Regions from separate parts of the Homo sapiens genome. Here all the other regions are linked to region 1. The links are chromatin loops, found by intact Hi-C in ENCODE. Cell type or tissue: endothelial cell of umbilical vein. All regions are shown on one strand. Region 1 has its middle 3.0 kb from the start of LINC00887. Region 2 has its middle 5.0 kb from the start of HES1. Region 3 overlaps LINC02026 (long intergenic non-protein coding RNA 2026). Region 4 has its middle 11 kb from the start of LINC02048. Region 5 overlaps LINC02037 (long intergenic non-protein coding RNA 2037). Region 6 overlaps LOC102724877.

What was found. Peaks named below come from ENCODE experiments on the same cell type or tissue, not always from the same donor. Only the 100,000 strongest peaks of a DNase experiment are listed, where the experiment ranks them.
Region 2: it touches region 1 in a loop (7-fold over the local background); 97 of 110 quality-filtered maps call a loop at or near these places.
Region 3: a loop joins it to region 1, with 7 times the contacts of the local background. A loop is called at or near these places in 12 of 110 quality-filtered maps.
Region 4: it touches region 1 in a loop (4-fold over the local background); 46 of 110 quality-filtered maps call a loop at or near these places.
Region 5: a loop joins it to region 1, with 5 times the contacts of the local background. A loop is called at or near these places in 13 of 110 quality-filtered maps.
Region 6: a loop joins it to region 1, with 3 times the contacts of the local background. A loop is called at or near these places in 24 of 110 quality-filtered maps.

The regions. Positions count from the first base shown.
Region 1 is chr3:194,313,851-194,317,850 of GRCh38, forward strand. No RefSeq gene overlaps it. Among named protein-coding and RNA genes, the nearest start is that of LINC00887, 3.0 kb to the left of the region's middle. RefSeq lists a silencer at 1,664-2,003 and enhancers at 1,708-2,208, 2,074-2,123. In endothelial cell of umbilical vein, CTCF peaks have their summits at 61, 267 and 1,997 (motif pointing left); a DNase peak (open chromatin) is centred at 1,901; H3K4me3 peaks cover 563 bases; H3K27ac peaks cover 692 bases; H3K27me3 peaks cover 265 bases.
Region 2 is chr3:194,139,144-194,143,143 of GRCh38, forward strand. No RefSeq gene overlaps it. Among named protein-coding and RNA genes, the nearest start is that of HES1, 5.0 kb to the left of the region's middle. RefSeq lists an enhancer at 1,535-2,529 and silencers at 2,162-2,231, 2,322-2,741. In endothelial cell of umbilical vein, no CTCF peak of the experiment used is centred here; DNase peaks (open chromatin) are centred at 228, 2,338, 2,468, 3,028 and 1 weaker place; H3K4me3 peaks cover 1,159 bases; H3K27ac peaks cover 3,688 bases.
Region 3 is chr3:193,968,556-193,972,555 of GRCh38, forward strand. The region is part of intron 1 of LINC02026 (long intergenic non-protein coding RNA 2026); the gene reads right to left. Among named protein-coding and RNA genes, the nearest start is that of LINC02026, 33 kb to the right of the region's middle. In endothelial cell of umbilical vein, a CTCF peak has its summit at 1,789; DNase peaks (open chromatin) are centred at 1,826 and 2,326; H3K27ac peaks cover 375 bases.
Region 4 is chr3:194,263,443-194,267,442 of GRCh38, forward strand. No RefSeq gene overlaps it. Among named protein-coding and RNA genes, the nearest start is that of LINC02048, 11 kb to the right of the region's middle. In endothelial cell of umbilical vein, no CTCF peak of the experiment used is centred here; DNase peaks (open chromatin) are centred at 2,129 and 2,739; H3K27ac peaks cover 2,344 bases.
Region 5 is chr3:194,253,865-194,257,864 of GRCh38, forward strand. LINC02037 (long intergenic non-protein coding RNA 2037) reads left to right here. Exons shown (of 4, transcript NR_125402.1): 3 at 1,367-1,492; 4 at 3,321-3,908. Among named protein-coding and RNA genes, the nearest start is that of LINC02036, 5.7 kb to the left of the region's middle. RefSeq lists a silencer at 1,876-1,925. In endothelial cell of umbilical vein, no CTCF peak of the experiment used is centred here; a DNase peak (open chromatin) is centred at 1,617; H3K27ac peaks cover 1,910 bases.
Region 6 is chr3:194,087,802-194,091,801 of GRCh38, forward strand. It overlaps LOC102724877, which reads left to right. Exons shown (of 6, transcript XR_002959666.2): 4 at 3,706-3,845. Among named protein-coding and RNA genes, the nearest start is that of LINC02028, 19 kb to the left of the region's middle. In endothelial cell of umbilical vein, no CTCF peak of the experiment used is centred here; a DNase peak (open chromatin) is centred at 1,910; H3K27ac peaks cover 1,744 bases.

The DNA.
Region 1 (4,000 bases):
TGGAAGGAGCAGGATTCGTACTGACGTCCCACACCTTTTTCCTGGCTTTCTGTCCCCGGTGGAGGCTCTGTGCCTGGCAGGCTAAACGCCCTCTGAGCTCTTAGAGGCAGTTTCCACCCTCAGCCCCTGCCCCAGCTGTGACAGCCTCAGGGTCAGGCTGAGCCCTGGAACCGTATCTGCTCATCTGGATTCAAGGAGAGACTACTGTTCTTCAAAGTAACCCCACTCCCGGTGGAACCCAGCCGCCACTCCCACAGGGCTGTCCAAAGTATCCCACTAGAGACCCCAGCAGGAGCTTCTGAGGAATTAGCGTGGAAAGGGATCTGCCAGGGTCTGGTTGTGTGACCTTGAGCAAGTCCCTTACCCTCTCTGGGTCTCAATTTCCCCACCTGGCTGGGCTGGCTCTGTGCCATCTGCCCAATGCCCTGTCTGGCCGCTGGCAGCCTCTCCCTCCCTGGGGCTGTAGGGAATGCTCCCCTCACTGGCCAGCCAGGGGTGGGGTTCAAATGGGGGAAGCCAGGAGCAACCCTTGCAGTCAGGGCTCCAGGCAGGAATCAGAAGAGAAGCCTCCGCCTCTTCTCCCCAGCAACATCTCTTCCCATCTTAGAATTATGGGCTGGCAAAGCCAGGGAGGCTATCAGGCATCATCCAAACCATTATGTACATGGCCTTCCTCCAAATGAAATCTCACACAAATATCAGATTGGAGGTTTGGGAATGGGGATAAGGGGATGGGCAGAGATGAAATATGGCGTGGAACATTTATGATAAAGACAGCTCTGGGCCAGGCACGGGGTGGTTCACACCTGTAATCCCAGCATTTTGGGAAGCCAAAGCAGGAGGATTGCTTGAGACCAGCCTGGGCTACACAGTGGGACTCCGTCTCTACAAAAAATAAAAAAAAATTAGCTGGGCGTGGTGGCGCATGCCTGTAATTCCAGCCTCTCAGGAGGCTGAGGTGGGACAATCGCTTGAGCCTGGGAGGTCAAGGATGCAGTGAGCTGCGGTCACGCCACTGCACTTCCAGCCTGGGTGACAGAGCAAGACCCTGTCTCAAAAAAAAAAAAAAAAAAAAAAAGACAGTTCTGGCGTCCTGGTTGGGGAAACTCCTCCAGCCATGGAAGACCCTTCCAGCCAGCTGGGGCAGCTAGACAAGACAGCGTTGCTCTACTCGGCTGAGTTCTCCTCTCCAGAATCAACTCCCATCGCTGCTTAAAGGGAGTAATGTGGCTGTGGGGGACAGAACACTAGAGTTTCATCAGCAACCTCGTCACCCCCAACATACAAAACGCTCCTTACAAACGCAGTCCTATCTGTGCTGCTAAAGAAGGCAATCCCCCCTTCACCATCCCATCTCTTCCACTTCTGTGCATGAGAACGCATAGGCAGGAAGTATCTGATCCACACGGCTCAGATGAGAGAAAAAGGAGGAGCAGGAACAGGAAAGGAACTGAGCAGAGGAGAGACCCAGAAAGGGAAAGGTGAGAGGTGGTTCTTGCGGCTGACTTGGCAAAGCCCCAGGCCTGTGGGATTTTCCGGGACCCTCCGTGTTCTGAAAAGGCAGGGGAGGGGCAGAGAACAGCCAGGGAAGATGGAAAAGGAAACTGGTGTCCTGCCGGGTGGAAATGGGGGAGAAACTCTCGCGTGAGTGTCATCAGAGCAGCATGAGCAAGGGCTCGGTCCCAGAGGTGAGCCCGGCGTTCTGCCTGGAGGGGGCGGGCAGCAGGGCTGGCCAGGGTGAAGCAACCTGTGCCGAGCGGCTGCAAAGGCCGCGTCTCCCCAGCACGGAGCACATCACTGACGTCAAGCGCGGCGAGGCCGCGGCCAGCATTAATTAGGTGCCGATGCACGGGGGCGGGCCGGCCTGGGCCAGAAGCCGCTCCCGGAGGCTCCGACCCCCGGGGCTTCGCGCCGCCTCCCAGCCCGGAGCTCCTCCAGCCGCTGGCGAGAGGAGGCTGAACCGCAGCCGGCCTCCCAGCGGTGCCACAGCGCGCCCTAGTGGCCGTCGTCCGGAAAGCGCCGTCAGAAGAATCGCAGGCTCGCAGCCTGGGAGCCCCGCAGCCCTCATCTTCTGTCCGCCCTAAGGCTCATTGACTTCACATTAGAATCACTTGGGGAGACTGTAAAAATCCCGATGCCCGGGAGGCACCTATTCCGATTACATTAGAACCCCGACAAGCGGGCCCCAGGCCCCAGTATTTTTAAAAACTCTCTCGGTGCTTCCTATGCACCGCCCAGTTTAGAAGCTGTTGTCTTAAAGCAGTGGTTCTCAGAATTGAGCTCATGGGAGTCGCCTGGAGGGCTTGTTACATCACATATTGCTGGGCGCTACCCCAGAGTTTCTGACCCAATACTTCTGTAGCTTGGCCCTACTCGCTCTTACAAGGTTCCCAGGTGATGCCGATGCTGCCGCTCCGGGATCACACCTGGAGACCTAGTGCCAAACCCTCCTAATCAAGGCACCGACTCAGCCGGCACCGCGGGATCACCAGGGAGCTTGTTAGAAATGCAGGTTTAGAGACCCCGCCTCAGAACCATTGAGAGAGAATCTACATATTTTATTTTGCTTTTTATTGACCCATAATTGTACGTATTTCTGGGGTACAATGTGATGTTTTGATACATGTATGCATTGTGTAAAAATCAAATCAAGGTATTTAGCCTATCCATCATCTCATCTTTGCTAAAGAAATTGTAAATCTTTTCTACCTACTTTGCAATGTACAATACGGTACTGTTAACCACAGTCACCTTGCTGTGCCATAGAACACAAGAACTTCCTCCTCGCTGCAACTTTGTACTTGTTGACCAATCTTTCCCCATCCAACCCTGCTCCCAGCCTCTGGTAACCACTCTTCCACTCTCTCCTGCTAGAATCTTCATTTTCTCTAGACGCAGGTGATTCACCCAACATTAAGGTTTGAAAGTATTGCTCTAAACACCATTTGTGCAGGCCTTACACAATCAGGCTATGTTGACAGCTTGGAAGACCACTTCACATCCCCCACCCGGCCCCAAACCTGATCTCTGGATCAGAGAGCTGGATAGAATGTCCCAGATTATCTGATCCAATTCTTTTGCAGGACAGATGAGGGAAACTGAGGCCCAGAGAAGGGGATGAACTTGCCCAAGCTCCCTGGGTTCTAGGGTGGCCTGTCATCCTGGGTACCTCAAAGCTCATATGGTCATAAACAACCCCCTTCCTCCCCAGGAGGCAGCATGTGAGTTCTGCTCTTGATCCACCTATCAGGCGGCACGCACTCCAGGGGGGCTGTGGCGGCCCGGGCTCCATCCCGGCTGCTTGGGAGGGCACTGAAGCAGTGAGCAGAGACACAGGACATCGCATCAGAGAACATGGTACAAGGAAACCTGTGCAAGATGTTTAGGTTTGAAAGCTAGGTGTCAGCCACTGGGCCTCCATGCTGAGATTCATACTCCCATCTTGTTCATGATTATTCTGAATTCTCAGGGAAAATAGACAGGTCAGAAGCCTATCTTAGGGACACCGAAGCAAATCTGTACACACTAAGCATTCTGTCCCAACAGTGGGCTGGATGGCCACCTTCAGCCGCAGCTTATGGTGGGTTTCTGTCTTTTCGTCCTGTTACTTGGCTGGAGTTGAATGGCCAATGAAGTTGGGCATGAGTATGTGGACCCCAAGTTGTGCTGCCCTCGTAGACAAGTTAAATGAGCTAATGGTAAGCGCTGTCTATGGCCATTGTGTTAGTATATTTGTGCATTGCTATAAGGAAATGCCTGAGGCTGGTAATTTATAAGGAAACAAGGTTTAATTGGCTCACAATTCTGCAGACTGTTCAAGAAGCATGGCGTCAGCATCTGGTCCTGGTAAGAACCTTGGGAAGCTTCCACTCATGGTGAAAGGTGGAAGGCAAAAGGGGAGCAGGCACATCACATGGCAAGAGTAGGAGCAAGGGGTTGGGGGAGGTCCCAGACTCTTTTAAACAACCAGATCTCACATGAACTAACTGACCAAGAACTC
Region 2 (4,000 bases), 170 kb before region 1:
TCTTAAAGCAAGCTGAAAAGGTCAACAGATTCCTTCTGCCAAGGGACAGTTAGTTAGACTCCCAAGTGGAGGCCGAGCCCAGATGATTAACACCAGACATGTGTTTTTGATAAGTTTCTGTGCTTGGCTCTAATAGAGAAAGCATGTGGGGGCTGTGCTGGCAGGCACACAGGCCATCTTCCCCTTTTAATACAAACAGCAAGCGACCCCTTCGCTTGGTCATGCCCCATTTCCAGGCAAGATGTGGGCTCCAGATAGAAGCAAAAGGGTTGTCTCGGGTTTCAGCTCACATAACCCTCCTTAACAAGTCCTAACTCAAAGCGGACAGCTTTAAACTGTGCCAGGATCTGCAGGGAATTTCTTCCAAATCCCATCACAAAGGCTTGTCAGATTTTGTCAGATTTGGCCAGGTGTTTGACTGCATCCAGGTGTTGGGGAAATGAAAACCACGAGCCCTGCGAGACCAGACACATCAGCCGCGCTGTGGGTCTGGCGGGCGCGCCCTCCTCCCCCACCGCCGGCCAGTCCTCCTCCCCCCCGGCCCCTCCCGCCAGCCTCCTCTAACCCCCCTTTTCTTAGACCGGCTTCTGGGAGGAGAAGGATGAGGCGGGAGAGATCAATCTTTGAAGCTTTCCTAACAAAGATAAAGCCAACGATTTTCTGTCTTGTTTCAAAAGCTTTACCTCTCCCCCGCCCTGCTCTGGCCTTTCCCACAGGCCAGTGTGGAGAGCGGCTCTATCATAGGAATGATCGGGGAGACAGCAGTTTTCCACTCAAGATACCTTCGGACCCAGCTTCCACCCCAGAGGGAGAGATTTAAAAGAGACCTTTTTGAATTTGTCTCCTACCTGCCTTACTTTGTGTACATGAAAGGTGTCCAACACACCTTCCGCCAAAGAAACACACACACACCCTTATCATTTTTCCACGTTTTCCCTCCTGTTGAAACACAAACAAAATAACAATCGTCCATTAAGACACCCAACTCAAGCACCAGTGTTTCATTTGGTAAGCCTGTCCTCTGGGTCCACTAGGAGCCCCTTAACAGTCCTGGTAGAAAAAATCAGACCTCAATGTCTTATTTTTACACAAGGAATTCCTTTTACATCGATGTCTTTAAAATTCACAGGAAAAAAAAATCTCAACACCAGTTGAAAATTCAATGTCCCTATGTTGAAGGGGAACAATTTTAAAAGTGCATTTGTATTAATATCACCGAAAGTACATAGATATCTTCCTAGGGAGGGGACTAAATCAAAGGAAAAACACAAATACGTTTTTTTCTTTTTTTTAATTGGTGATTTGAAAAGAGCACTTTTTTTCCCCCTGAAAGCTAGGTTTAGACTATTCCACGAGGATTTTTTCTTTGTTACAGTAAGGGGAGAAGGTGGAGACCCCACTAGGCTCCAAACCGGAAAGGGCACTTTCCAGTTCCTGCCCAGCTATGCCACCAAATTCACTGTGTCACCTTGGATAAGTCATTTCCCTTCTCTGGGTCATTTCCAAGTCTGGAAAATGAATGGACTTATTTCTAAGACGCTGTACCCTCCTGCACTTTGGCTGTTTCTGGAGTAAGTAGCTGAGGGAGAGGCGAAACTTCAAAAACGACTTCAATGATGTTGCCTCCCTGGGGGTCCCTCAGGCCTGGCCTAATTATACGGCCTCGGGCACACCAGCAGCCCCTCTCGCCGGCCCCCAGCAGTGCTGATCGCTCGGGGAGATAAGGCACGACTCCAAACTGCGTCCGGATGCGGGCCGCGGGCCCCGGCTGCCGCGCGCATTAGCCTCTCAATGGAGCCCTTCCGGGGCCCCGGCCCCCCGCCGTCTCCAGCAGCATCCGGAGCGGGAAAGGCGCCGAACTGGAAGGGGGTGGGGGTGCTCTTCGGTCAACACGAGAGCCCTCTCCAAGCGCAGAAGCGCGACTCCGGAGGCTCGCCCCTCCTCGCGCCCCGTCCCACCCCACGCGTTTCTGGAATGGGGACCCTGGGGTTTCGTTGGACCCCCTCGTCGTCACCACCGTCCCGGGAAACCTGTCATTAAAGTCAATTAACTTTTCCCACACCCGTTGGCCGGTAACAACCCGCTCCTAGCTTCCTCCCCGGCTCCTAAGTGCAACCAGATGGGCGGACGGGCTGCCCCCGCCGCGCGCCCGCCGGGGCGGCCCGGGGGTTCCAGGGAGGCCGCCCGGGGCCCTCCGCCCGGGCGGGAGCCGGCCAGGGCGGCCACGCCGGGCCAGCCCTGGCGGCCCTGCGGCCAAGGTGGTTCGCTTAGCAGGCCCGGCTGCTTTCTGGCAGGAAATGAATAGCTCCCAGATGAGCTCAGGCAACCTGAGAGGTCGTGAGAACGGCGCGAACCCCCGCCTGTGCAGCCGGCAGCCTGCCAGGCCGCGGGGGGAGCGGGCGGCGGCGGCGGCGGCGGCGGGAGGCCGGGAGGCCCGGCGGGCGGGCGGGCGGGCGGCGCTGACACACGAGCCCGCGCCCGCTCCCGCTGACAGGCAGGCCGCCGCCCCCGCTTCCCCCGCCCCGGGCCCCAGCGCCTCCCAAGCAGCAGGCCTAGGCCGCAGGAAGGCGGCCGCGCGGCCCCGCCGGGCCTGGGGGTGGGGCCGCCTGCCAGTGTTTTTCCAGTTCCCCCGGTAGCTCCGGGCCGCATTTAGTAGCTGGGGAAACTGGGCCGAGGCCAGGGCCGGGGCACTAGAGGCCCTCGCGGCCCGCAGAGCCCTGCCAGGCGGCAGGCCACGCCGGGGCAGGAGTGGGCAGAGCGGCGGGGTGAGGCCATCCCAGCCCACAGAGCCGTCCCAAAAAAGACCTTGCCACCAGACAGCAACCCTGGACGCCTAAAAAAAAAATCCTCATTTCTGAAAACCCTGAGCGCCTACTGAGTGCTCAGCAGGCCCAATTCCCACCAGCCTCCGCCGCACCGAGCTCCCTGTGTAGCCGGGGAGATCCACAAACACCCTCGTGACTCATCCCAGGTTTGATGTGCTAAGTGCCAAAACTGAAGTTTAAACAAAGGGCACCTAGAACAGAGAGATTAATTCTGATGAGAGGAAACCAGGCCGGGGAGGTTTTTCAGAGTTGGCACTTGAAGCCGAGAGGTGAAAGATGAGTTCAACAGGAAGGGTTAGAAGCAGAAGGGTGAGGGAAAACGCGGAGATGAACATATATACGTCCAGTCTGGGGAGATGTCAGTATGTTTACCATGGTGTGGTATCTAAGTTTTCAAATATACAAATTGGCTTAGAGGTCAAAAAAAGAAAAAGAGGGATAAGCCCTGCCGCAGTGGTTGGCTTAAATGCAATACAGCCCAGGGGTTAGAAGCACGTGGTCTGGCTCCTGGCGGCTTGGCTTAGGTTTTGAGCCCGAGGGAAATTACTGAACTCCCTGCCTCAATTTTGTAACTCTGTATCTCATTTGTAACTTAGGGCTCGTCAGGGTAGTGCTTCACAGGGTTGAGAAGATGAAATGAGTACATGCACTTAAAGCATTTAGAATAGTGCTGTCAGCTCTTCGGATTCTTAACCACAGTGAGGGACGTTCACCAGACAAGAAAGCCAGTCCCGGCCTTTGCCCAGCGATGGCAGGATCTGCTTGTAATTGCACCAGGCCCTAGGTGAAAGGACCACTGCTTCTTCCTTAGTTTCTGAATTTCATGCATTCATTTGATAATTATTGAACCAGGCACTATGGGAATAAAGGGAGAAGAAAGGCATGGTCTCTGTAACTATAAAGCTATCTGGTAGACAAGACAGCTTCCACACAAGAACAGCACTGCTGGGCGCGGTGGCTCACGCCTGTAATCCCAGCACTTTGGGAGGCCAAGGCGGGTGGATCACAAGGTCAGGAGATCGAGACCATCTTGGCTAACATGGTGAAACCCCGTTTCTACTAAAAATACAAAAATTAGCCGGGCTTGGCGGCATGCGCCTGCAGTCCCAGCTGCTGGGGAGGCTAAGGCAGGAGAATGGCGTGAACCTGGGAGGCGGAGCTTGCAGTGAGCCAAG
Region 3 (4,000 bases), 350 kb before region 1:
AAGCCAGCGTGTTCAGAGACCACATGGTGAAGGATGGAGCAAGAGAGAGGAGGAGGGGAGCTGCCAGGCTCTATTTAACAACCAGCTCTCTAAGGAACTAATAGAGCAGGAACTCACTCATTCCTTCCCATACCAGGGACAGCATTCATCTATTCCTTAGGGATCCACCCCAACAACCTGAAGGCCTCCCACTAGGCCCACCTCACCTCCCACTAGGCCCCACCTCACCTCCCACTAGGCCCTACCTCCAATATTGAGGATCAAATTTCAACATGCGATTTGGAAGAATCAAACATCAAACTACAGCAATTGATATTTTCAATTTACTTTGAAATGCATTTGTTTTAAACACGGGTTGATAGATGGACAGAACATGATACAGCAAGTATAGGAAAATGGCGATGGTAGACACGTGGGTGTTTACTGTAGAATTCTTTCAACTTTTCTGTATGTTTGAAAATGTTTATAAAACAGTACGTTGGAAATAAAGATAACCCCTGAGTCTAAAGTCCAAAATTAAATACATAAAATAAGAAACTGAGTGAACTTAGGAAGGAGGGGAAAATAAAAGGTTATTTCTTCACCTTGCATAAGAAACAATCAATAGGTAGCATTTTTAAAAATCAAAAATTGGGAAAATATAGATTCGTGTATTTTTAAAATTTTCAGGGCAATCCCAATAGAATTTTAAAATAGGACCTATACCTTCCATATCACTAGTGGAAAAATAGAAAATACAAACAACATAACACAAACAATTTTAAGCAGAGAGCAAGAAAATATTTTTAAAATCCAGAAAGCATAAGCAACTGGACTAAAGTTAAAACAAAAATGGTAACTGTGATAACAAATGTAAGTGGCTTTAGCTCCCATATTTGAAAAACTAAACTTATCAATATGCTATCATCCCAAGATATATACCTCAAATAAAGAAAAGCATTAGAATAAGAAAGGATAAGCTAGCAAATACATCACATGCACAAAGACTCAATTTGTAAAGAAAACAGGGTCACAATATTTTGTATCAAAGTAGAATTTAAAACGGAAAACTTACATGACATTTAGATAAATATTGAAAAAGTGAATAGCATGTAAATAACTGTCATGATGCTTTAATTGCCACATAATGTAGAATAAAAACAAATAAAGCAAGAATTCGTGGAAATTCAGAAAGAAATGGATAGAAATGACTTAGTAATGGCCGACTTTAAAGTCACCATCTTTGACAGCTCGGAAAGGTAATACACATACGATAATATAATAATAAGTTAAGAAGCACCCCAGGCATGTTTCAATCAGTGCAAGTTGATCAGGACAATACCTTTGCTCACACAAGAGGCTGCACTTTTTCTTAATGAAAACGGACATATGTGACCTTCTTTGGCATGCACCTACCATGGATTTACACTCGGCTTATGCTGTCTACACACCCCATTTGCACGTGTGCTGCCAACAGACCATTCTCTCCTACACATGAGATTTAACCAGACCCAAAAGCTATAAAACCTAGAGACGTTTCATTGTTGATTTGGAAGAAGAAACGGTATGGGCTGTAAGAACTGGAAAAGATTTCTTCTGACTATTAAACTCTGAGCTATTTCAAAGCAATAGATTCTAGCTATAGAGTGTTTAATAAAATGAGGAGGTTTGGGATCTTCCAAGCTATGTTTCATTTCCTAACCCTAGACCATGCTTCTGCAACTGGAACTAGAGATCAATGGGAAGAGCAACAAGGGTAAGGGAGAGTTGATGGATGTGCCTGAGGACGTTTTAGGTTTGTAGTAATGACAACATAGTCCACTGGGGGAGCTCTGCGGGCTGTTGAACATGTAGAATAGGACCTAGTTGGAAATGTGGATTGGAGAGCGAGCATCAAAAAAGTGAGTTAAGGGGGGAGGGGGGGAGGGATAGCATTAGGAGATATACCTAATGTAAATGACGAGTTAATGGGTGCAGCACACCAACATGGCACATGTATACATATGTAACACACCTGCACGTTGTGCACATGTACCCTAGAACTTAAAGTATAATAAAAATAAATAAATAAATAAATAAATAAATAAATAAATAAATAAATAAAAGTGAGTTAAAGCCCCACAATTCAAGTTACTTCGAGGATATAGGATTAACAAAGCCTGCTCAAGCCAAATGATGGGGACACGGCAGGCCAAACAGGGAAGTCTGTGTGTGATGTGATAGGCAATATAAAGCCAGCAAAGGTCTGGGATCAGGGAGGTCATTGTAATTGTCAGGAAATTCATATCAGATTAAGGCCAGTTTTGCCTCCCCACGTCTGTCAGCTGACATGTCTTCTGCCCTGTGAGGAATGCAGAATGCATCTGCTCCCCCTTCCACATGGCAATAGAGAAAAAAGCAGGACTAACACTTTGCCTTTGTGCATTTCACAGGAATAGCAGGAAAAGCCTTTTGAGAAGGCTCAACACTCACAGAGAAAACCACATTAATCATCAGCCTAGGAAACTGGAACACTCCACAAAACCATTGCTATAGATTCAATATTTACACAAAATCTGGAGGTTGAAGTTCTTCCTTTCCTTGCCACAGAAAGGAAACCATGAAAAGCTGCCAGAAAGAGAATCTCAGTTCCTATTTACACTCGCCAAATTCATAAAGCGCAACATTCTCATCTTATAGATAAGGAAAACTGAGTCGCAAAAAAGACAAAGTGTCTTGATCAATAACGTGTTCATACCCTTTACCTGACCATGCACATTTTGAGGTGCGGAAACTGCAGCCCCAAGCGTACAATGCCCTGCCCGACATCACACAGAGAGTGAACACCCAAGCAAACAGTCATCCCCGTTTGCCCCACTGCTCTACCCCATGTACCAACCAAAGCAGGCTAAGCAGAGAGAAAAGGAGGAAGGTAGCTGTGCTGTGTCTGAAGAAGCAAACCAAAATAAGTCTCATTCAATCCGGTCTTTGGGACGGGTAAAACCCCTAGTAATAGAGGAACCTGCAGACACGTAGTTGGGTTTTGGTGGAAATCATTGGGACCTTCTCTGCTATGTTTCTCGAAACAGTGTCTTTCAGCTTTCTGCAAGGGAGTTTCCCAGAGGTCTTATTACAAGTATGGTTTGGCTGGAGCCCAGCCCAGACTTCCTGGGTCAGAATCTCAGGGTGGGGCCCTGGAATCTAAATTTCTAACAAGCTTCCCCAGTGGATTTTATACACACTGAAGTACAAGAGCCACTGTGGCTCACATTCTTGACCAGACAGTATGAAAAGACTAAGTTCAGATCTCATCCCCAAGATGGGGGTCAGACCAGACAGGGGTCACCGTCCCGCCTTTAGCACCCGGGCCCCACGTGCCCTTTCAGCCCCTGCTCGTTGCTCAGCACAGCCCAGCCCAGAATTACTCCTCCTAAAAGACATCTCTCTGCCATTTTAATTTCCAAAACCTGTCATAAAAGCAGCTCTTCTCTTCTGATGAGGTAATTGGTGCCATAATACCATTAGGAGGGTGCCCCTGGTGCACAGCTCAATTAGGAAAGGTGTATTAAATGATTTACATTTCTTTCTTTAGCTGAAACACTAGTTATAGACTTGCTAAGTAATAGGATGTTGTTAATGAGCCATAGCATGGGGCTCATTTAATTCAATACTGTAGCTTTCTAGCTAATTGAGGCATTGTTCTTCTTTACCCCACAGTCCAATTTTTCTTCTCCCAAAGCCAGGGGAAGAAAAAGAAAGGAAAAAAAGAAAAAAGAAAACCATTCGAGGGTCAGACAGCAAAAGTAAGAACCTCCATAGAGTCTGATTCCCAGCCAGTTTATGACAGCCCAGCCTTCCAGGGGATAAGATTCCCTATGTTAAGAGCTGACTGCAGGTTCATTCTAGGCTGAGGCTGAACCTAGAGGCCTGAAGAGCCCCAGGCTGAAGAACCTGGTTACAGTGTCCCCATCCTGTGAGTTCTCCACTCTACAGGAGCTCAGGGGAGGCCTGACTTGGGATCATCTAGCCTTGGTAATAAAAG
Region 4 (4,000 bases), 50 kb before region 1:
AGCTAGAAGGGTATATGTACTAATATATCTACAAAATATAAATGTGGTCAACCTGACATGGGTGCTGGGGTAGAGATAATGCTTGCGATTGCATAAGCAAAAATAACAGTTTTGGCCTTCGAGGAGTTCTAAAGCAGTGGTCAGCAAACTATGGCCTGGGGGCCAATTCTGGCTCATTACCTGTTTTTGTGAATAAAGTTTTATTGGAATCACAGCCATGTTCATTCATTTACATATTGTCTATGGCCACTTCTGTACCGCAATGTCAAAGTTGAGTGGATGCCACAGAGATCATAATGTCCCATAAAGCTTAAAATATTTATCTATCCCTTTATTTTAAAAACTGCCGATTCCAGGACTAGCGTCAGAACCACAGAGGCTATGGAGTACAATAAAATGTAGATTATTAAAAAGGCACAAATAAAGAGCTGTGACCAAGTCGAGGAGAGCGACTAAAGCCACAGGCAGGATGTACTCAGGAGGAGGTTTTCAAACTGAGCTTTGACAAATGAATGGGGTGTTAGCAGCAGACTCCAGTCCGGAGCGCATCCCCCAGGCGGGCCTGCACATGAGCCAGAATAAGGTGGAGGATGCTTAGATGCGTGGGAAGCAGTCATTCAGGTCTCTTTCCAGAGGAGCAGAAGTCATTGTGGTGGGCGGGACTCTGCCACCGCTCAGCTATGTGACCTTGAGCCAACCCGCTTACCTCCTTGTCCCCCTGACACCAGCCATCTCTCACTGGCCTAGCAGGCTGTGAGAAGCAAATGTGAGGGAAAAAAATACCTGAATGACTTGTGAAAAGTTTAAGCTGTCTGCAAACCTGGGGGGTGTTCATGGCAGTTGTATGGGCTGTATGTGCACATAGACAGCCTCAAAGATAATCATGCATAGAACCTACAAGCAAAGGCCGAGTGTGGTGGCTCACGCCTGGAATCCCAGCACTTTAGGATGCTGAGGTGGATGGATCAACAGGTCAGGAGATCAAGACCATCCTGGCAAACATGGTGAAACCTTGTCTCTACTAAAAATACAAAAATTAGCTGGGCGTGCTGGTGCCTGCCTGTAATCCCACCTACTCAGGAGGCGGAGGCAGGAGAATCGCTTGAACGAGGGAGTCAGAAGTTGCAGTGAGCCGAGATTGCACCACTGCACTCCAGCCTGGGAGACAGAACAAAACTCTGTCTCAAAAAAAAAAAAAAAAAGAACTTAAAAGAAAAAATGTCAGCCCTGGATGGAAAGCTGCCTTTGTCCCTGGCTGAGCACATACTATTTTAAATAAATTCATTCAGTGCAGCTTGGTAATTTTCGAAAGCGTCATCCTTCAAGCTGGGCATGTGTGGACGTCCCGCCCCACAGGACTGCAGTGCGTGCTCCCCGGGGTCTGTGCTGGAGGACTGCAGTGTGTGCTCCCCGGCCCGGGGTCTGTGCTGGAGGACTGCAGTGCGTGGTCCCCGGGGTCTGTGCTAGAGGACTGCAGTGTGTGCTCCCCAGCCTGGGGTCTGTGCTGGAGGACTGCAATGCGTGCTCCCCGGCCCGGGGTCTGTGCTGGAGGACTGCAGTGCGTGCTCCCCGGGGTCTGTGCTGGAGGACTGCAGTGTGTGCTCCCTGGCCCGGGGTCTGTGCTGGAGGACTGCAGTGCGTGCTCCCCGGCCCGGGGTCTGTGCTGGAGGACTGCAGTGCGTGCTCCCCGGCCCGGGGTCTGTGCTGGAGGACTGCAGTGCGTGCTCCCCGGCCCGGGGTCTGTGCTGGAGGACTGCAGTGTGTGCTCCCCAGCCCGGGGTCTGTGCTGGAGGACTGCAGTGTGTGCTCCCCAGCCCGGGGTCTGTGCTGGAGGACTGCAGTGCGTGCTCCCAGGGTCTGTGCTGGGGACTGAGGACTGGACCAAGGAACACACTTTGTCCGGCGCGATCACAAAGGGGTCTTTGCGCATTCTCAGCCAGCTGGACTCGCGCTGGTAAACGCTGTGTTCCCTGCTCCCTCGCCCTTCCTCCAGGAAGCACCTCCTTCTGCCCCAGTCTGGATGATGCTTTTCCGCTCACACCCTTGAACCCACATTCCCAGCCCAAGGGGGAGTCCGCGGCCCCGGCAGTGCAGCCTGCAGCACCTGGCTCGCCTTCCTCTGCCCTGGGCCAAACCCTCAGACGCAAGAGAAACCAGAGCTTGCTCAGCTGGCCAGCACTCGGGTTCCTGTCCAAGTGTTTGTGGCTGGGCTTCCTGCTGACGGAAGGGCGGCCTGCAGCTCTCCTCTGACATCCCGAGAGGTGGCTCCCAGGGCCTGGCCGCCAAGCACGTCCAGCTGGCACCCGGCAGAGCTGCCGCGGTGGCTGCACTCTGCGCAGCTGTCCGTCGACATTCACAGGGATGCTGAGGTCAGGCTGCGAGAACTGTAAAGGGGATTCCTTTGGGAAGAGAGGAAGCTGTGAATCAGAGCAGAAACGCTGGAGCTCAGGCTTGTCCTGGGCAGATGGCCAGAGCCTGCCTTACATACACCCCACCTTCCAGACCGACGGACCCCCTTGCTCCACTGAAGCCCGCCTCTCTCACCACCTGAGAACCTTTGCCGGTGTCCCCTCATGAGTCTCTACCACACAGCTTCCCTCGGCCCCAGGTGCACCAGAAACAGAGCCCAGGCACCCAGATTAGAGCCTGTCCTGGGCTATCAGGACCTCATGAAATTTAACTTCATGGAGAACCAGCTTCCCTTTCACAAGTGCAACTTGGAGAGTGAGAATACTTGCTAGGTATAATGTGTTTATTTTCCCAAGTTTCAAGGGCTGTGACATAGGAAACGGAGTCAGACTTACACTATATAGCTCCAGGGGCCTGAATAAGCATAACAGAGACAGAGTTTAAATAAGGAAAAAATAACCCACAAAATAGGCTGTCTCAGAAGGTAGTGAGCATCCTGTTATCAGGGGTATTCAACAGAGATCGCTTGCAGAAACTTTCAAGTGCTAGACTTTGAACTCTGTGAGGGGAGCACCCCACATCTGTCTCCATTCCCTGCTGCAGACACAGCACCCAGCGCAGTGCCTGACAGTTGGTGCGCCGAAGTATGTGTGGAAGGGAGGAAGAAAAAGAGGGAAGGGGATAGAAGATAAAGATGGAGGGAGGAAAAGAGTCTGAGTACTTTGGAGAGCAAACTCTTCCTTTAAGGGAGAGGTTGGACAAGCTGGCTCTTGAGTCCAGCTGTCTCTGATTCCATGGTTCTGAGGTCAGGTTTATAGGTGCCCCCTCCAAAGGGTGTTGTGATATTAGCTGCAAAACAGAGCTTAGCAACTCTCCTCGGAGAGTGCTTGTTTCCAGGCAGAAGCCTTCTATCAGAGCACTCATCCGCAACCTCCCTGTCTTCCATCTTGTCATTCACTGCTACAGAACGCTGAAAAACGCAGAGTCCCCTTTGAAAGATGCAGAGCCCGAGGCTCCAAGAGGAGTGAATAGTCTGAGCTGGGACATCCTCAGGCTCTGGGTTCCAAGTCCAGCACCCCCTCGTCCCATGCCTGTCAGTCTGTCTCACTGCTGGCCTCAGGTCCTTCATCCTTGAAGACTGATGTTATGTTATAACAGAATACCTGGTGTTTGTTTAAGCACCAGAAGTTCCCCTATCTTTTGAGAAACGCACAGAAAACAGATAATCCTCCAAAAATTATCCTCTTTCCCTGCCTCACTCTGGACAGAGAAAATGTTTGGACGTTACCACAAATTGCAATCACCCATAGAGGATTTGGGAATATCTCCAGAGGCAAGTTGACTTTTCAGGGGCTAGTCCTCTGGATCGCCCCGTTGGAGGGATGCGACATTTTTTTTCCCCCTGGGACTTTTTTCTTTTTCTTTTCTTTTTTTTTTTTTTTTTTTTTTTTTTTTTTTTTTTTTTTGAGACTGGAGTGTCACTCTGTTGCCTAGACTGGAGTGAAGTGGTGAAATTTTGGCTCACTGCAACCTCCACCCTCGGGTTCAAGCAATTCTCCTGCCTCAGGTCTTTTGTGAAGGTCTGACTAGC
Region 5 (4,000 bases), 60 kb before region 1:
GAGAACAGATAATCAATCAGAGATGGAAAGAAAGCATTTTCTGTGCTAACGTGGACCCCCTTGGGAGGGGCCTCATTTGAACAGGGAAGTTTCAGAAGCGTATACCAAAGAAAGACTATTTAATCAGCGAAGAGGACAACGTGGAAGGCAAACCTAGAGTGACTGGGTCATGATTTTTCCTGCTGAAAAGCAGGTGGATGCTCATAACATGGGGTAGATCTCATACAACAGGACAGAAAGGCTATGCGTGGCCAGCTGCAGGAGTGCCCTACTCAGAAGCACAGTCTCCTCCCCTGCACATCACGGTGCGTGTCCTGCACTGGCACCTCAGAGCCGCCACCCCTGCCATTCACTATGGCACAAGGCACAGCGTCAGGGCTCCTCCTTCAATCCCAGGGCCATCCTTACCCAGCAAGGCTCAGCTCGGCTGGTCTTCTAAGGCTGGCAACGAGGTAACTGAGAGGGAAGTGACTTGCCCCAGATCTCCAGTTTAATGGTGGCAAAGCTGAGATAAGAACCCTGGTCTCTGAGTCCAGCTCTGATGCTGCTCCCCATTTGTGCTGTGAAGAGGAACTGCAAGCAAACTCAAGCTCATCCATCTATGTTTCTCTCCAAACAGAAAATTCTTTATTCCTTGTCATCATCTCTATCACTCTCCAAGGAATAGATCTATCTTGAGTCATGATTAGGATGTATTTTGTGTATACAGAAAGAATATTAGAGAAACGACAATAGACAGAGGCGTGGATTCCACGGCATAAATACTTCACACTTCTGGTTAACTGCAAGTCAAATTTTGGCCTTGTTCAATTTATTTTAAGATAAAAACTAATCTTGTAAGCCAGACGAGGTGGCTCACACCTGTAATCCCAACACTTTGGGAAGCCAAGGCAGGCGAATCATTTGAGGTCAAGAGTCCAAGACCAGCCTGACTGACATGGTGAAACCCGGTCTCTACTAAAAATACAAAAAAAATTAGCGGGGCTTGGTCGTGCATGCCTGTAGCCACAGTTACTCGGGAGGCTGAGGCAGGAGAATCGCTTGAACCTGGGAGGCGGAGGTTACAGTGAGCCGAGATCACACCACCGCACTCCAGCCTGGGCAACAGAGCAAGATTCTGTCTCAAAAAAAAAAAAAAATATATATATATATATATATATATAATTTTTGTAATACATACCCTATTAAATGTATCACTGATTATTTTATTTTTAAAAATAAAAAAAATTAAGTATCACATAATTGGATTCACAAATAGATTTGCATTAAAATATTCAACTTAATATTTTCCATTTCAAAAACAATAAAGTAAATGGAAAAAGTATCTTAAAAAGAATCACAAAAATATCTCTTTATCTCTTTTCAGATGCTGGGTCTGGGACGGCTCCACTGGAACCTGAGATGACCTGAGGGTGTCCCAGTGATATAACATATGAGGAAAGCAGAAACAACTAAGAAATAGACTCTGAATGTGGCAGATTCTAGAACTGAGGTGAGCAGCCAGGACTTGCCTGACATGCCCACTGGGAGTACGGTGCTAGCAGCCTGAGAACAGAGCCCAGCCGCCACGCCACCAGGATGGGAGTGGGCCCGGCGGACTTCCTGCCTTTTGGTCAGACAGACTGCCTTCCTGAATTACTAGGTCCAGGAAGTGTGGTGACGGGGTGGGGGCGGGTGGAGAGGTTGCACGTGTCACTTACCACCCCCATACGGCCCTCTTCCTGACTGTCGCCTCCCTTCCTCGCTTACAGACCAGTTACTTAATCTGCCACATGACGAGATGGTATCTGGGATCTCTAACGGCTCTGAAATCCCACAATTCTATAACTGGTCTTAGACACAAGACCAGTAAGAGATAGGCGAACCCCGGCCCCGCCCCGCAGTTTGCTCCATGTGATACACAGTTCACACTGAGTGCTAGCAGTAGGGGAAGAAACAGTAGCTGCTCTGTGTTGAGCACTGAGCCTGCACTGAGCAAGGTGATGCGTGTTTCTAGGCATCGTCACATTCTGTGCCCATGTGGGTGCTCCTAGCACCAGTCAGAAGATAGAGCTTAAACAGGTGGAGTAAGTTGCCCAAAGGCCAGCCCCAGTTTCCCTGAATCTCATCATGCTGGACACTGGACTATTTCTGGAGGTTTAAGGCTGAGAAAATCTAAGTCTGTATCCCCTCACACTCCTCCTTACACTGGTGTCCCTGGGAGAAACCTCGACATTACTCCCAACCTCGCTTCTCCCCAAGAGCAGGATGATTTGTGTAACTCATGAGTTTGGGAGAAAACCCGCACCTGTGGGGCTCGATCCCTCTGCCTCTTGGAGCAGAAGGCGGCCTTCTGTGCTGGGCTCCGTCCTGGGGGAGGTCCGCAGCTGGCCATCTGCGCCAGGCCCTAGCAGATAATAAAGCTTATCTGTCCCAGGTGTGATGTATTAGCAAGCCTGCCTGGCCGTACCTCAAGCTGCATTTTCCTCCAATTTGCCAAGAAAGGGGACACTTTCTCTCAGTTGGTTCTGGACTCTGAAAGAAGAAAGGGTGTTGTTATTCATCCGGTTTCCTAGAGCCCCACCATATGGACACCTGGTGCAGCCCTGAAGGGAGGGATGGCAGCAGGTTTAGGGATGGAGACATCTCAGAGCCAGAAGAGACCTTCTAGCAGCCCAGCAGAAATATAATGAAGCCACACAGGTGACTGTAAATTCCCTAGCAACAATATTAACAAATAGAAGCAGGAAAAATTAATTATAGTAATACATTTTACTTAGTTCAATAGAGCAGATGATCATTTCAATATGTGCTCAGAGTGCAGTGTGGCTAACGGCTTCTGTCATGGACAGTACAGCCTTAGGGCCTCCTATGCCTGAGGGGGTCTGCTCCCTTTGACAATGTCCCAGTGCAAAGACTTCCAGGTGTGAAGAGGTCTCAACCTTCTGAATCACTCCATTTAGTGGTGGGCATTTCTGGTTGTTAGAAACACCTCATCCTCCATTGGTCTCCACCCCCACTCAACTTGCTTCCATCTCTCTGAGAGACAGTCAGAACGGAACACATTCCTCTAGAAAGGTCCTCAGTCTTTTCTGAAATGCCTATCTCCTGTCTTTCACAGGCTGCTGCCTCCCTGTGTCATTGCCTAACATTGGTATTCTTTGGTGGGACAAAGTTTTGGTGTTTTTCTCACTTGAGAATATTATATTTATAACAGTTGTGGACACATGTTGTTTTTTAACTACCCAGCATCCAGTCTTCCTAATTTAGAAGAACCCCAAAATAGGTGAAAAGTACAACCCCACCTCTGATCCCGCCTCTGACCCCGCCTCCTGTCACAGAGGCGGAAGAGGAGCAGATCTTCACTTTCCACACCTCAAGGTACTCAGCCAATCACCTGTTCATGCCTGAGATTGTGAATCCAATAGGAAAGTACAAGGACATGGAGATTGTCAGAGCTGTTGTATGATGGTGGCAGCAGAGTCAAGAGTCCAGCGGAGAGGCAGCAAGCATCCCAAGGATCCCATGACTGAGAACCAGCTTCTGTGGTTTAGAAGCAAGGCGCCAACTGGTATGAGAAGCACAGACAGATGGTGCCCTGGGAACACTGGCTGTCACGTGCTGGAGGAGGTTCCTCAGCAAGTCACCTTCCCTCCATGGGCCTCTGTTGGAAAGAAGGCATCAAGATCATTCCAGCTATGATTCCTGAGCTTTTAATATATTCTTTCTGATGATTAAGAAATATATCTGTCGAGCATGGCAGCTTACGCCTGTAATCCTAGCACTTTGTGAGGCCGAGGCGGGTGGATCATGAGGTCAGGAGTTCAAGACCAGCCTGACCAACATGGTGAAACCTCGTGTCTACTAAAAATACAAAAATTAGCCGGGTGTTGTGGTGTGTGCTTGTAATCCCAGCTACTCGGGAGGCTGAGGCAGGAGAAACACTTGAACCCGGGAGGCGGAGGTTGCAGTGAGCTGACATCACGCCACTGCCCTCCAGCCTGGGTAACAGAGTGAGACT
Region 6 (4,000 bases), 230 kb before region 1:
CCCTGTATTAAATGGCGATTCCCTTCAACCTCGAGAGGGCACGTAAGCCCACAAAGTCCTGGAAAGGAGATACGATGGGAAGCGCAGGAAATTCAGAGAGCCCACGGTGAGTGTGAGTGGACTGACCACGGTGGAGCCATGAAAGCATCTCAATACCAACCCCAGAGGCAAGGCCCAGTGCGTGGTGGTGAAGACAGGTGGTCCAGGACAGCCTGGATGCTCAGAGAACTTCCTGTGGGCCAAGCCCAAAATGGCACAGGCTGAGGCAGCACATCCTGCGTGTCCATCAGGAGAGCAGTTTCCAAGTGGAGCCATGGGGAAGGAGCCAACAGGAAAGGACCCTCTTCTCTGAGGAGCTAGGGACATGGGGAGAGCTCTCCACCTGAGCCTGGGCCAAGAGGAGGGAACGCCTGGCAGGACCCAGTGCCCAGAACAAAGGAGCTTGTGTCAGGGCCTCTGGGATAGGGACCAGGGGAGGCCAGCGGCGTGAGGCCCAGGTGAGACTTGCACTGCACAGTGATCATCTGGACATGCTCTCAAGCACCACAAAGAATTGTCGCCTGATTGCTGGAAAGCAGAGGGCCGGGCTGGGGCAGACCCGAAAGGGGAACCTTGAGAAAAGAAATGGAGGGAGGCAGGAAAACTTTCTTTGCAACAATGGTAGCAAAGTTCATCTCATCGGAAGGGCCTTGTTGCTTACAAGGTCATCAGCTTCCCAACCTAAGAGATGGGGATAGACCTGGCCTTTGTGGAAATCATCTCTTAAGACAGAATCATCAAAAATTCACTCTAGTTGGCCTTTCTCCAGGAATCCCCACACAAATTAACTTTATATGCTCAGAGCCAGTCAGAGAGGACCTCCCCAAGAGCGAGGCAGATGTTTGGGAAGTGAAACCAGAGACTTTGCCTTAAAGGGGACACATTCCCTCCTGCTCCCCACTAATCCTAGAGTCTGCAATAAGCTGTCTGAGATAAGAGGGGCGAAGAAACCAGCCAGAGAAGAGATGCAAAATTCCTTAAAGTTCTTGATCTGTAGTTCTTATCCCAAACGTGTGGCAAAAAAAGAAAGCTACCCACCACCTTTATGCCTTTCTCCCAGTAAAAGACTAATTTCAGCTGGGCAGGGTGGCTCAAGCCTGTAATCCCAGCACTTTGGGAAGCTGAGGTGGGCGGATTGCCTGAGGTCAGGAGATCGAAACCAGCCTGGCTAACATGGTGAAACCCCGTCTCTACTAAAAATACAAAAATTAGGGCATGGTGGCGCACACCTGCAGTCCCAGCTACTCAGGAGGCTGAGGCAGGAGAATCACTTCAACCTGGGAGGCGGAGGTTGCAGTGAGCCGAGATTGCGTCACTTCACTCCAGCCTGGGAGACAGAGTGAAACTCCGTCCCAAAATGAATAAATTAATTAATTAAAATAAAATAAGACTAATTTCAAAAATCCCTCTTAGGTACACAGCAGAGTATAGCATACAAAATGCATTTGGCCCTCTCACCCTGGGTTTCATTCTGCGATTTCCCTATAAGCATTTAGATTTCCTTCTGCATGACCCAAGCTAAGACTGGAAGGGAAGCTTGCCATCAGCTGACAGTGAGGAGTGGCAGGTAGACAGGCCTTAGGAGAAGGGGGAGGTCAGTGTCTTGGGACGTCCGGCCCCAATTCTGACCCCCAAAAGGAGAGCATCAAGGCCCAGAAGCATTCAAGCAGAGGTGAAAGCACACCCCACACCAGCAGCATCTGCCTCACTGCCACCCCCAACCCCAACTTAACCACCCGGTTCTGCTCGGGGCTGAACTGATTAGTCATTCATAATGCTTAAGTCATTAATTCAGGAAGGAAGCCACGCTAGCTGCCTCTTCTCACTGGGAGTTTGCTGCCGTTGCAAAACAGATGAGTAATCAGACATTCCGGGAGCCCTCGTTAAGCCCATTGCCAAGAAAGGTGTCTTGCAGCTCATTTGCTGCGGGGGAAGCCACGCTACAGGCCCTGAGTCACGCTGGATCCAGGGGAGGGCAAGGCCAAACTTGCTGGAGTGCAACATTGCATCACCGAGATCTGCGACGGAGAGGCTTACCCAGCCACCGAGCTCCACTGACCTCACCCACAGCCCCAGCTGGGGCTGACCCTCTGTGGGCTGCTCCGCTGCTTCTGGGGTTCGGGGAGGCTCAAGGGGTCAGAGACAGACATCCTGGGAGGGACACCCGGTACTAGATGGAGTCTTATGTCCCTATATGACAGGTGCTAAAACTGAGGCCCACAAAGGCAGTGACACTTGCCTAGAGTCAAACCTAATTCAAACAGATTTAGGATAGAATTTCATCTCAGTTTTTTTGTCCCCAGCAATTTTCACTGCACCAAATTACATCAATAGGTAATGCAGGTAATGTTAAAGGCTAGACTGTGAATGGCAACGTAGTAAAAACTACCCGACGTCCAGCAGCAGCAAGTACTTTAGAAAATTGTGGTCAAATAAAATGAAATGCTAACCATCCATCTAAAAAAGATTGTTACCACTTTACATTCTGATATGGAGCTGTCTCCAGGATACGCTTTTTATTGCTGTTGTTGTTGTTGTTTGTTTTCTTTCTTTTTTTTTTTTCTTTTGAGATGGAGTTTTGCTCTTGTCACCCAGGCTGGAGTGCAATGGCGTGATCTTGGCTCACTGCAACCTCCGCTTCCCGGGTTCAAGCTATTCTCTGCCTCAGCCTCCCGAGTAGCTGTGATTACAGGCGTGCTCCACCACGCCCAGCTAATTTTTGTATTTTTAGTAGAGATGGGGTTTCGCCATGTTGGCCAGGCTGGTCTCGAACTCCTGACCTCAGGTGATCCACCTGCCTCAGCCTCCCAAAATGCTCTTAAATGGTTTTTAAGAGCAAGAAAGCAACTTATGGAGACAGTACGTATGGTGCACTACTGTGTGAAGGAGGGACACACACACACTCCATAACACCTAGTGTTCCAAAGGAGTGCAAGGGCTGGCACTAGCCATGCGAGTTATTATCAGAGTGCATTTTCCAACCCGTGCCCTGAGTCGAGCTTCCATGAGTGCCTCTAACTTGTGGCCACTGAGCCTGGCCAGCCCCGTTTCCCTGTACCCCTCCTCCACCCCAGTGCATCTCCATGCCTGAGTGTCCAGGTGCTCAGGAACCTCTGCGCAGGCAAAGCTCTGGGAGAGGCCCCTTGGTACCCCCTACTCCCCCTTCCCCTAGTGTCAGACAATGGAGGCCCAGCTTCGAAGCTTGCCTGAGGTCACAAACGGACAGCCCCAGAAAGAAAATGCTTCATGCCTCCGTGTCTTAAAGCTTTCATTCTTTGTGAGTTGTCTGTTCACACATAAAGACCCCTGAGAGGAATCACACCTTGAGCTCAATCAGCCACCACCTCATTATTTACCCACCAGCCTCTCCTTGGGTATTAACTCACACCCAGGGAACAGCAAAGATCTCAGGAGAGGGCCTGATTGCTCACCCACCCTCCAGATGGCTTCAGGGCACAAACTGCTCCCCAGCTCCTACTCCAACCCCAGGGAGGAGGGGCCATCTGAGCTGTATCTGGTCGACCTGTGGTGAGAACAGAGCCTCTGGGTAGGACTGAGTCCTTCCACCATCCCATGAGTCACCTAGAAAAGTTGCTTCAGGAACTCCTAATATCATTTTTCACCTCCCAAGGAGTTCACATCTATGCACACGTTTCCATCTTACAGACCAGGAAACAGGCTCAGAGAGAAGAAGGGAATTATGTACCTCGGTTTAGAGCCAAAGTGTCCTGCCTGCATTCCAGCTGTTTCCATCCATGTCCATGTCAACTGGCATCTGGAACTACTCGTAGCAGCATCCACTCAATGTGAGTTGACTAAATGGAGGAAAATCTACTATGGTGCTTGGAAAAACTGGGACTCTCATGATTTAGGATATAAAGATTTGTCGTCTGTCTGAATGGAAGAAAGAACAGGGCAGTGCTGTGGGGACACTAGGACGTCCTAAGGAAACACACTCACT